2 separate regions of the Homo sapiens genome follow, and region 1 is linked to region 2. A link is an interaction called in ENCODE POLR2A ChIA-PET data of the cell type or tissue named here. Cell type or tissue: PC-3. All regions are shown on one strand. Links, peaks and the distances in the headings refer to the core of each region. The heading gives the core; the rest is flanking DNA.

The links. Peaks named below come from ENCODE experiments on the same cell type or tissue, not always from the same donor. Only the 100,000 strongest peaks of a DNase experiment are listed, where the experiment ranks them.
Region 1: POLR2A ChIA-PET joins it to region 2 with 5 read pairs; 1 of 35 experiments calls an interaction of 5 or more read pairs at or near these places.

Annotation. Positions count from the first base shown.
Region 1 is chr2:180,642,966-180,647,378 of GRCh38, reverse strand. No RefSeq gene overlaps it. Among named protein-coding and RNA genes, the nearest start is that of SCHLAP1, 47 kb to the left of the region's middle. In PC-3, for the core only: no CTCF peak of the experiment used is centred there; a DNase peak (open chromatin) is centred at 2,428; H3K27ac peaks cover 1,375 bases.
Region 2 is chr2:181,544,060-181,548,439 of GRCh38, reverse strand. It overlaps CERKL (CERK like autophagy regulator), which reads left to right. Exons shown (of 13, transcript NM_201548.5): 9 at 593-618; 10 at 714-822; 11 at 3,644-3,740. Among named protein-coding and RNA genes, the nearest start is that of ITGA4, 89 kb to the right of the region's middle. In PC-3, for the core only: no CTCF peak of the experiment used is centred there; a DNase peak (open chromatin) is centred at 2,189; H3K4me3 peaks cover 860 bases; H3K27ac peaks cover 1,650 bases.

The DNA of each region.
Region 1 (4,413 bases), core at 184-4,183, 900 kb after region 2:
GAGGGCTCACCAGAAACAAGCCAAATAACACCCTACTGTGTTAGTCACAGTATTGCCCTAGTTAGTTGAAGATGCCCTTCTCCAGGCTTTCTGAGTGGTTTTCTGAATATTCACAAGTATCTGCCCACAGTTACTGGGAAACAGGTGGAAAACCCACATTTGGGAGCTGATATATCTTGATCTTCACATTTCATTTCCCTGTTTTATTTCCTGTTTTATTCCCAGTGAACAATCTCTGTTTTTATTTCCCAGTGAACAATCACAGTGATAACCTACCAGTTTCAGCCTGAATGTGATGGATGAAGCCAGCTATCCGTTGCTTTGCAAATGTTGAGGATTTAAACTCCAAGCAGCTGATGGAGTTCTGGATCGTTCCAAAATCCTTCTTCTGGTTGTCTCTACAGCTCCTGTTTCCAGTCTTGGCATCCTGCCCCTTTCTTCTTCTTGGATTTTTATCCTAGATTTTTCTTTTTTTGTATCTCAATTTGGAATATATGATCATATTACTATACACTTGGGCTTTCTGCTCAGATCTTTGTACTGCACAATCTTGAGTCTAGAATTTCCAACAACTTTGGATTAAACATATTTTCATTTCTGGTCAAACCAGGCAGAACCCACAGTTTCGCCAGAGAAAAAGGATTAAGAAATATTTCAACCAAAGTAGTACCAATTTCCATAAACACATGTACTTTTGATACGAGTACCTGAGAGGCTAATGAAAAACATAGGTTAAGTAAAATACATTTTGTCCAAAAATAAAGATGGCATTTTCTTTTCCTAATAGATAAAATGCTTCTTCTAACACCTTGCTAATATTAAATATGTGGCTTAATTTTCTCCAGCAACAGAGGTACCTTACAATAAACGCAAGTAGCTGTCATGTCCTTTTTGAGAGCAGTGAGTCTAGACATCTTGCAATTTATTGGGGACTTTCCCTAAGAAAGCAAATTACCTTAGATCCATTGAAAATACCTTCTTTCAGGTTGATGGGAGACCTCACAGATTTATTGAAGGTCACTTTAAGAAAGACGGAAGGGGAGTATCATTAAAGCCTAAGTGTTTTGAGGGGGAAAAGGGAAATAGAGAGATGTTGGTCAAATGGTACAAAGTTTCAGTTAGATAGGAGGAATCAGCTCTGGGAATCCGTTGCACAGCATGGTTACTATAGTTAATAATAATGTAAGATATACTCAAAAACTGCTAAGAAAGTAGATCTTAAATGCTCTTACCATACAAAAATAATGAGTATGAGAGGTGATGGATATGTTAATTAGATTGATTTAATCATTGAATAACGTATACATATACTGAAACATTACGTTATATAATATAAACATATGCAACTTTAAAATTTGTCAGTTAAACCTTAATACAGCTGAAAAAAATTGTCCCAGGTTGATTTTTAAAAATAAAAGAAGGATGCTGGTTTTAAAGTCCATAAGTCGGGGACTACAAAATACCCTAAAATGTAATGCTCCTGAAGCCAGCTGGTATTCATGAGAGAGACTGTGTATAGAAATGAAAAGAAAAGCAAGCTAAAATTTGCAAATCTAGAAAACAGAGCATGGGTGTAAGGAGAAGAGTTTGTTCCTGATGGGAGAGGCCTGTGCAGGTAGCTGCACTATCAAGATATCACTACAGCAGTTCACTAGCAGGGCTAGGTTTTGTGGCAAGACCATGAAGCACTTAGCAGCAATGATAAATGGATCAGACTCCCTTTTGTAGTGCCACTTGGGCATGGAAACAAGATTGACCCTGTACCATTCTGATTGTAATAGTCTTCAAAGTATTTCTTTCTCACCTTTTTAAGAAAAATATTCCAAACACCCAGAGAAGAATAACATAATAAATGCCTCTGTACCCACTACCCAGATTTATCAAATTCTAATAATTGCAACATGTCAACGTCATATTATTTAAATAAGTCATTACCGATGTATTTCAAGCTCCATTTGTAGCCACCCCAATTGCATTCTTTTCTCTTTTTCCTATGTTTGTCATTCCTACTCATGTTTTCATTTTTACTATAAATGTATGTCTTTATAAATAATACATCATATAATTTTTTATGTTTGAAATGTATATTTTGCTGGAAACACTAAATTTATCGATGTGTGTATTATTCCTCAAACAACTTTTAGTTCTTACCTTTGTTTTTGAGGTTTATTCATGTTAATATATGTATACATTCCATAATTTTTAAACATTTCATTTATAGTAAAGAGCCTGACTCATTTTTGATGTTTCACTGCTGACAATTTTCAGGCCCCACCACTCTTTCTTACCCTTCTGCCCCACATCTTGGCAAGCTGATAAAAAAGCCAGGTGCTTACTTCTTTGGCACAAAAATCCTAGCCTTAGTGTGTACATAGGAACACTCACTCCCCACGTGGGTTAAAGGTTATCTCATGTGGCTAGGAGTTTACCACCATAGAAACTCCAGTCTTCTTTCCCTAGACTCTTAAGCTACATTTTAACCAGCTTGGGAAACTTCCTTGCTTTCCCCAGAAAATCTCATTATGTGAGTAATAAACCTTTCATAACCTCTTAGTGTGTGTGGCAATATGGGTCTAGAAATTTGATCCAAAGTTTGGGTGGGGAAGTCCATCCTGCTTCTGCAAGATGACTACGTTATCATACAAATATATCACATTTTTTTTTACCTGTTTTCTATTTGATGGACAATTTTTTTAATTTTTAATTTTTGTAGATACATAGTAAGCATATATATTTATGGGGTACATGACATATATTGATACAGGCAGGCAATGTGTAACAATAACATCATGTAAAATGAGGTATCCATCCCCTCAAGCATTTATTCTTTGTGTTACAAACTATTCAGTTATACTATTTTAGTTATTTTAAAATATATAATTAAAGTATTATTGATTATAGTCACCCTGTTGCACTGTCAAATACTAGGTCTTATTTATTTACAAACATTAACCATCCTCACTTCCCCCTACTCCCTCCACTACCCTCTGCAGCCTCTGGTAACCAATCATCTACTCTCTATATATAAAAATTCATTCTTTTTAATTTTTAGTGTAAAAATTCATGTAAGTGAGAACATGTGAAGTTTGTCTTTCTGTGCCTGGCTTATTTCACTTAACCTAATGACCAGTAGTTACATCCATGTTTTTGCAAATGATAGGATGTCATTCCTTTTTATGACTAAATAGTACCCCACTGTGTGAATATATATCACATTTTCTTCATCCATTCATCTGTCAGTGAACAATTAAGTTGCTTGAAAATATTGGCTATTGAACAGTGCTGCAGCCAACATGAGAGTGTGCATATCTTTTTGATATACTGATTTCCTTTATTTTGGGTATATACCCAGCAGTGGGATTGCTGGATCATATGGTAGCTCTATTATTAGTTTTTTGAGAAACCTCCAAACTGTTCTTCAGAGTGGTTGTACTATTATATATTCTCACCAACAGTGCACAAGGGCATCCTTTTCTCCATATGCTCATCAGCATTTGCTATTGCTTGACTTTTGGGTGAAAGCCATTTTTGACTGAGGTGAGATGATACCTCATTTTAGTTTTGGTTTACATTTCTTTGATGATCAATGATGTTAAGCATGTGTTTCTATGCTTGTTTGCCATTTGTATGTCTTCTTTTGAGAAATGTCTATTCAGGTCTTTCATCCATTTTAATCAGATTATTAGACTTTTTCCTGTAGAATTGTTTGAGCTCCTTCTATATTCTGGTTATTCATCACTTGCCAGATGAATAGTTTGCAGACAGTTTCTCCTATTCTGTGGGTTGTCTCTTCACTTTATTGATCGTTTCCTTTGCAATGCAGAAGATTTTTAACTTGATGAGATCTCATTTGTCCATTTCTACATGGGTTGCTTGTGCTTTTGAGGTATTACTCATGAAGTTTTTGCCCAGACTAATGTACTGGAGAATTTCTCTAATGTTTTCTTTTAGTAGTTTTATAGTTTGAGGTCTTAGACTTAAGTCTTTATTCCATTTTGATTTGTTTTTTTTATATGGTGAGAGATAGTGGTCTAATTTCATTCTTCTCTATATGGATGTCTAGTTTTTCCAGCACTCTTTATTGAAGAGACAATTTTCCCCCCCAGTGTATGATCTCAGTACCTTTGTTGAAAATGAGTTCATTTTAGGTGTATAGAGTTGTTTCTGGGTTCTTTATTGTATTCCACTGGTCTATGTGTCTGTTTTTATGCCAGTAACATGCTGTTCTGGTTATGTTACTTCTATAATATAATTTGAAGTCAGGTATTATGATTCCTCCAGTTTTGTTCCTTTTGTTCAGGATAGCTTTGGGTAGCAATTGTGAGTTTTTTTATGGTTCCGTGTAAATTTTATAATTATCTTTTCAATTTCTGTGAAGAATGTTGTTTCGATAGGGATTGCATTGAATCTGTA
Region 2 (4,380 bases), core at 1-4,000:
AGTAGTAAAGAATATAGAATCACAGACTCTTACAGGTCCTAGTAAGCAAACAACTACTCACTCAGCCTTTTTCTCTTTTTCCTTCCTTCTTTCCTCCCTTCCTTCCCCCTGTCTCTCCCTCCCTCCTTCCGTTCTCTTTTTCCCTTCCCTTCCCCTTTCTTTCCTTTCCTTTGTTTTTTTCCCTTTCTTTCCTTTTCCCTTTCCCTTTTCTTTTGAGTGCCTACTATATGCCAGGCACTTTGAATACAACAATGCACCAAAAAATGAACAAAACACACAGTTTTGTCCCTCGTGATAATTTTGGTCTAGTGTGTAATACAAATATTAAAGCCATATTAAAGAAGGGTTATAGTCTTTAAAGAAATAGTACATTATTATTCCTTATAATACTAGTTTACCTTTAAATGAATCAACACATTATGTTGGCAGCAACAAAATTGTACGTTTTTACTTACTATCTAATTGAAGAAAGTATTTAACATATATAATGATGAGTTCTCTAATTTTCTCATATTTAATAGATTTGTGTGTGTCTGTGTGTCTGTGCGCGCGTTATCTGTTTTATGTCTTTGTTTTGTTTTCTTTCTTTTAGGAGGGCACAGGGATCTCCCAAATCTGGTGAGTCGAAAAGTATCTCCTTGAGAACTGTGCCAGGTTCTGTTGACATTTTGTTCTGGTGAGGGAAAATAACCAATCACTTTCATTACCTTTAGACTGTAATGATCAATGGCAAATGATCCAGGGTCAGTTCTTGAATGTCAGCATTATGGCAATTCCTTGCCTGTGTTCAGTGGCACCTAGAGGCTTGGCACCTAATACCAGGTTAGTAAGCATTTTTATTGAATTGTTGATACATTTCTTATAGACCATTTTTTTTCCAGGGTATCCAATTAACTGTTGGTTAGCTAGAAACTTAACAGGTAGTTTATCTTTGTATATTAGAGATTCTAAGGGATTTGTCATCACAGTAGGTTGAGAACAACTGTTGAACTGGAATAATTATCAGATAATCATTGACTATTTAACGTCACTGAGGCTAAAATAATATTTCCTAAGTTTTATTGATAGAATTTTATGCCTACTTTACTTGATTTATTCATTTAGTTGTGGAGAACATTATATTAAATACTGATATTTCTTGTGAATGTCTTTGCTTTCCAACTTTAATGCAAACATAAATATCCTTAGCATGAAAATCACACATATGTATATTTGATACTGTATTAGTCTGTTTTCATGCTGCTGATAAAGACATACCCGAGACTGGGTAATTTACAAAAGAAAGAGGTTTAATGGACTTACAGTTCCACGTTGCTGGGGAGGCTCCACAATCATGGTGGAAGATGAAAGTCACATCTCACATGGCGGCAGACAAGAGAGCTTGTGCAGGGAAACTCCTATTTTTAAAACCATTAGATCTCATGAGACTTATTCATTACCATGAGAGCAGCACAGGAAAGACCCACCCCCATGATTCAGTTATCTCCCACCAGGTCTCTCCCACAACACATGGGAATTATGAGAGCTACAAGATGAGATTTGAGTGGGAACACAAAGCCAAACCATATCAGATACTTTTAGTCAAAAGAAACATTTCAGTTCTATTTAATGTGAATAGTAGTGCATATCAATCTCCTGCCCACATTTTCAATTGAATAAAATATGAGACATCTTATATATATCTTTTTATCCATGGGATATAGACATTCCTTCTCTTGCACATTCTTCTTAATCAGCTGTCCATTATGGGGCTGAAAATATTTCTTTCCTGAATCCAATCCTGTAGAGTGTAGGAGAAAGGATCGTGAGTGTTGTGAAATATAGGCAATAAACGGGGAAATATTCAAAGTTAGAGAAGAAAAAAGAGAAACTGCAAACTTCGATATTGAAAACCCAGATGGCAAGGTCCTCATTAATTACATCTAGTGCTAAAACTTCAAAGGAGTATTTTGAACCTTGTGTGATTTAGAAATTGAGCCTGGTGGTTTTCCCCGACACCTTCAGAAATCCTAGATAGCTGTGTGCTTTCATAATGTAGTTTCCCTGACTAAACTTGAAGACGTGGCTAGCTGACCAAGGAGCTATGTTTGGCAGGACTTGAGACAATGTTTATCTAACCCTGTTTGTTTAAGGACCTTCTTGGGAGGGTAGACCTGCTCTTCTGGGAACAATCGATTCATAGCTCCTTCAAAGCCACTCCATAAATGTTCTGCTTGACTAGAATTCCACTGTTGACTCTGCAGGCTTAATCAGTATTAATGAATTTTTCAGAGAAGGATGACTAATTAGAGATTTCTTCTGTGGTTTATAATCACAACATGCCATCTTTGCAAAGACCTTTTGATCAAGACTCATTTGACCGGAGATTTTTCAGAGATGTAGCTTCTGATGATTCAGGATGATTGAACAGGAGATTTCACTTTCTTCTTTTTCCCCCACCATGATAAATAATAATTTATGTTAGAATATCTCAGTGCAAATTGCCAGTAGGAACTAATATTCTTATATTCTAAGTATTCTAAGATTAAATGTGTTCATATATGTGAGACATTTAAAGCAGTGCCAGCCATGTAAGTTGTGTTTCTATTTCAAGTAAATATTGCAAAGCAGGCATAGGATAGTGCTTTTAATGTTTATAAATTATGCAATTAAAGATGCACAGTAACACTACCATGAACGTTTTGGTGCTGTTTATTTTTAATTGGGAAGAAGAAGCATGATGGAAAGCATACTGAGCACCTGGAGTATTGGTGCTGATGACCATTTTTTCTCTGTGTGCCTTTGAACAAATCACTTAAACTTGGAGTTGTCTTTTCCCTCTACATGAAATGAGCGAATGATGAGATAATCTCTAAGGTCCCTTACAGCTCTGACTTGAGCTTTCATAAGATACTAAGAGCTCTTTTTTTATTTTGTTGTTATTCTTAAATTAACTTCATGTTTGCACTGAAATCAAGCTAGAAGTCATTTGTATGTATTTCTGCAAACTGCATTCTATAGCTTGATGCATTTGTGAGTGGCTGTTTTGGCACTAAATCACACCTCTGAATTTTCACTCTCTTATATTGGATGGAACAGTTATGCAAGATTAAAATGTTCAGTCATTTAACTGAACATGTGTGGCAGCATTTGTTCACTCCATTTCATCCATCCAAAGGCCACTTTGATTTATTTCATTTCCTATGTCACTTAGACCTTCTGTCTATAAATAAATATTTAAATCACACTTTAGATTTTAGAAAATGTTGAGCTATTTGTTACACAACTTGTGCATATTAACTCTTCTATAATACATCTTTTAACAACATAGTTTCACATTTAGAATTTCTAATTACATTGTATTTTAAATTATGTCTTGATATGTGAGTAGGACGCTTGATGGTTTGCTTTGTAAAATGCTCTAATGTAAGAGCTTATTGAGAAGGAAGCCAGTGATTTAATAAAACTCATTTGAAAGCCTGCATCATTTAAAAAATAGCAAGATACGGTTTATGAATTTTAGGTAAACGTAACATGGTGATTTATCTATCTTGTCCAATACTTTCAGTAAACAGTATACTTGTTATAAGGAACAGTATGTCATAATTTTTGGTATAATCTCTTAGTAAATTTCTTGATGTCTAATAGAAATATTTAATTTCAGATTAAATAATGGAAGTATGGCTCTTATAATTGCCCGAAACACTTCTCGGCCAGAATTTATAAAACACCTGAAAAGATATGCCAGTGTAAAAAATCAGGTATAGTAAATTCTTTTTGTTACTTATTTGCAAAGCTATTAATCATGTAGAAAAAGATGCTGCAAGAATTGACATCGAATCCTGCCTCATAAGAAGGTTTTATTTTCTTCTGAATATATTAATCTTCTTTTTCCCAATCTATTTCATCCAAATTTTGAAAAGCATCCGCCAGGATTAATATAGATTGGCCTTTTTTGAATGATGAATTAGTGGTTATGTATCTGTAACCACAAAGATAAAATAGGAAATGTAGTGTTATATTGCAATGTGAAATAAATTAAGGATAAAATTCCATACTCAGGCTGTTCTTCAGAATGAAAAGAAGTGAAATTTGAGAGTTTAGCCTTCTTGATATTATGGCAGCAGACTTTCTAAAGTTATGATCTTTAGATCTTCCTGACATTTGTTTGCATATCTGCATTGATTGAAATAGATCTGTAGATATGTATTTAAAAATATGACAGTTTTATACAAATATTCATTCAAAATGAGAATATGTGAAGATATACATTTCCACTTAAGTGATTTGCTTTAAAGAGAAACAGTAACTATTACAAGCCATATTATTTTGGCAGCTGTTTTGACCTGATTATTAGGAAAATGATCCTTGAACTATGTGAATTTCTGAAATTGTGAGTCT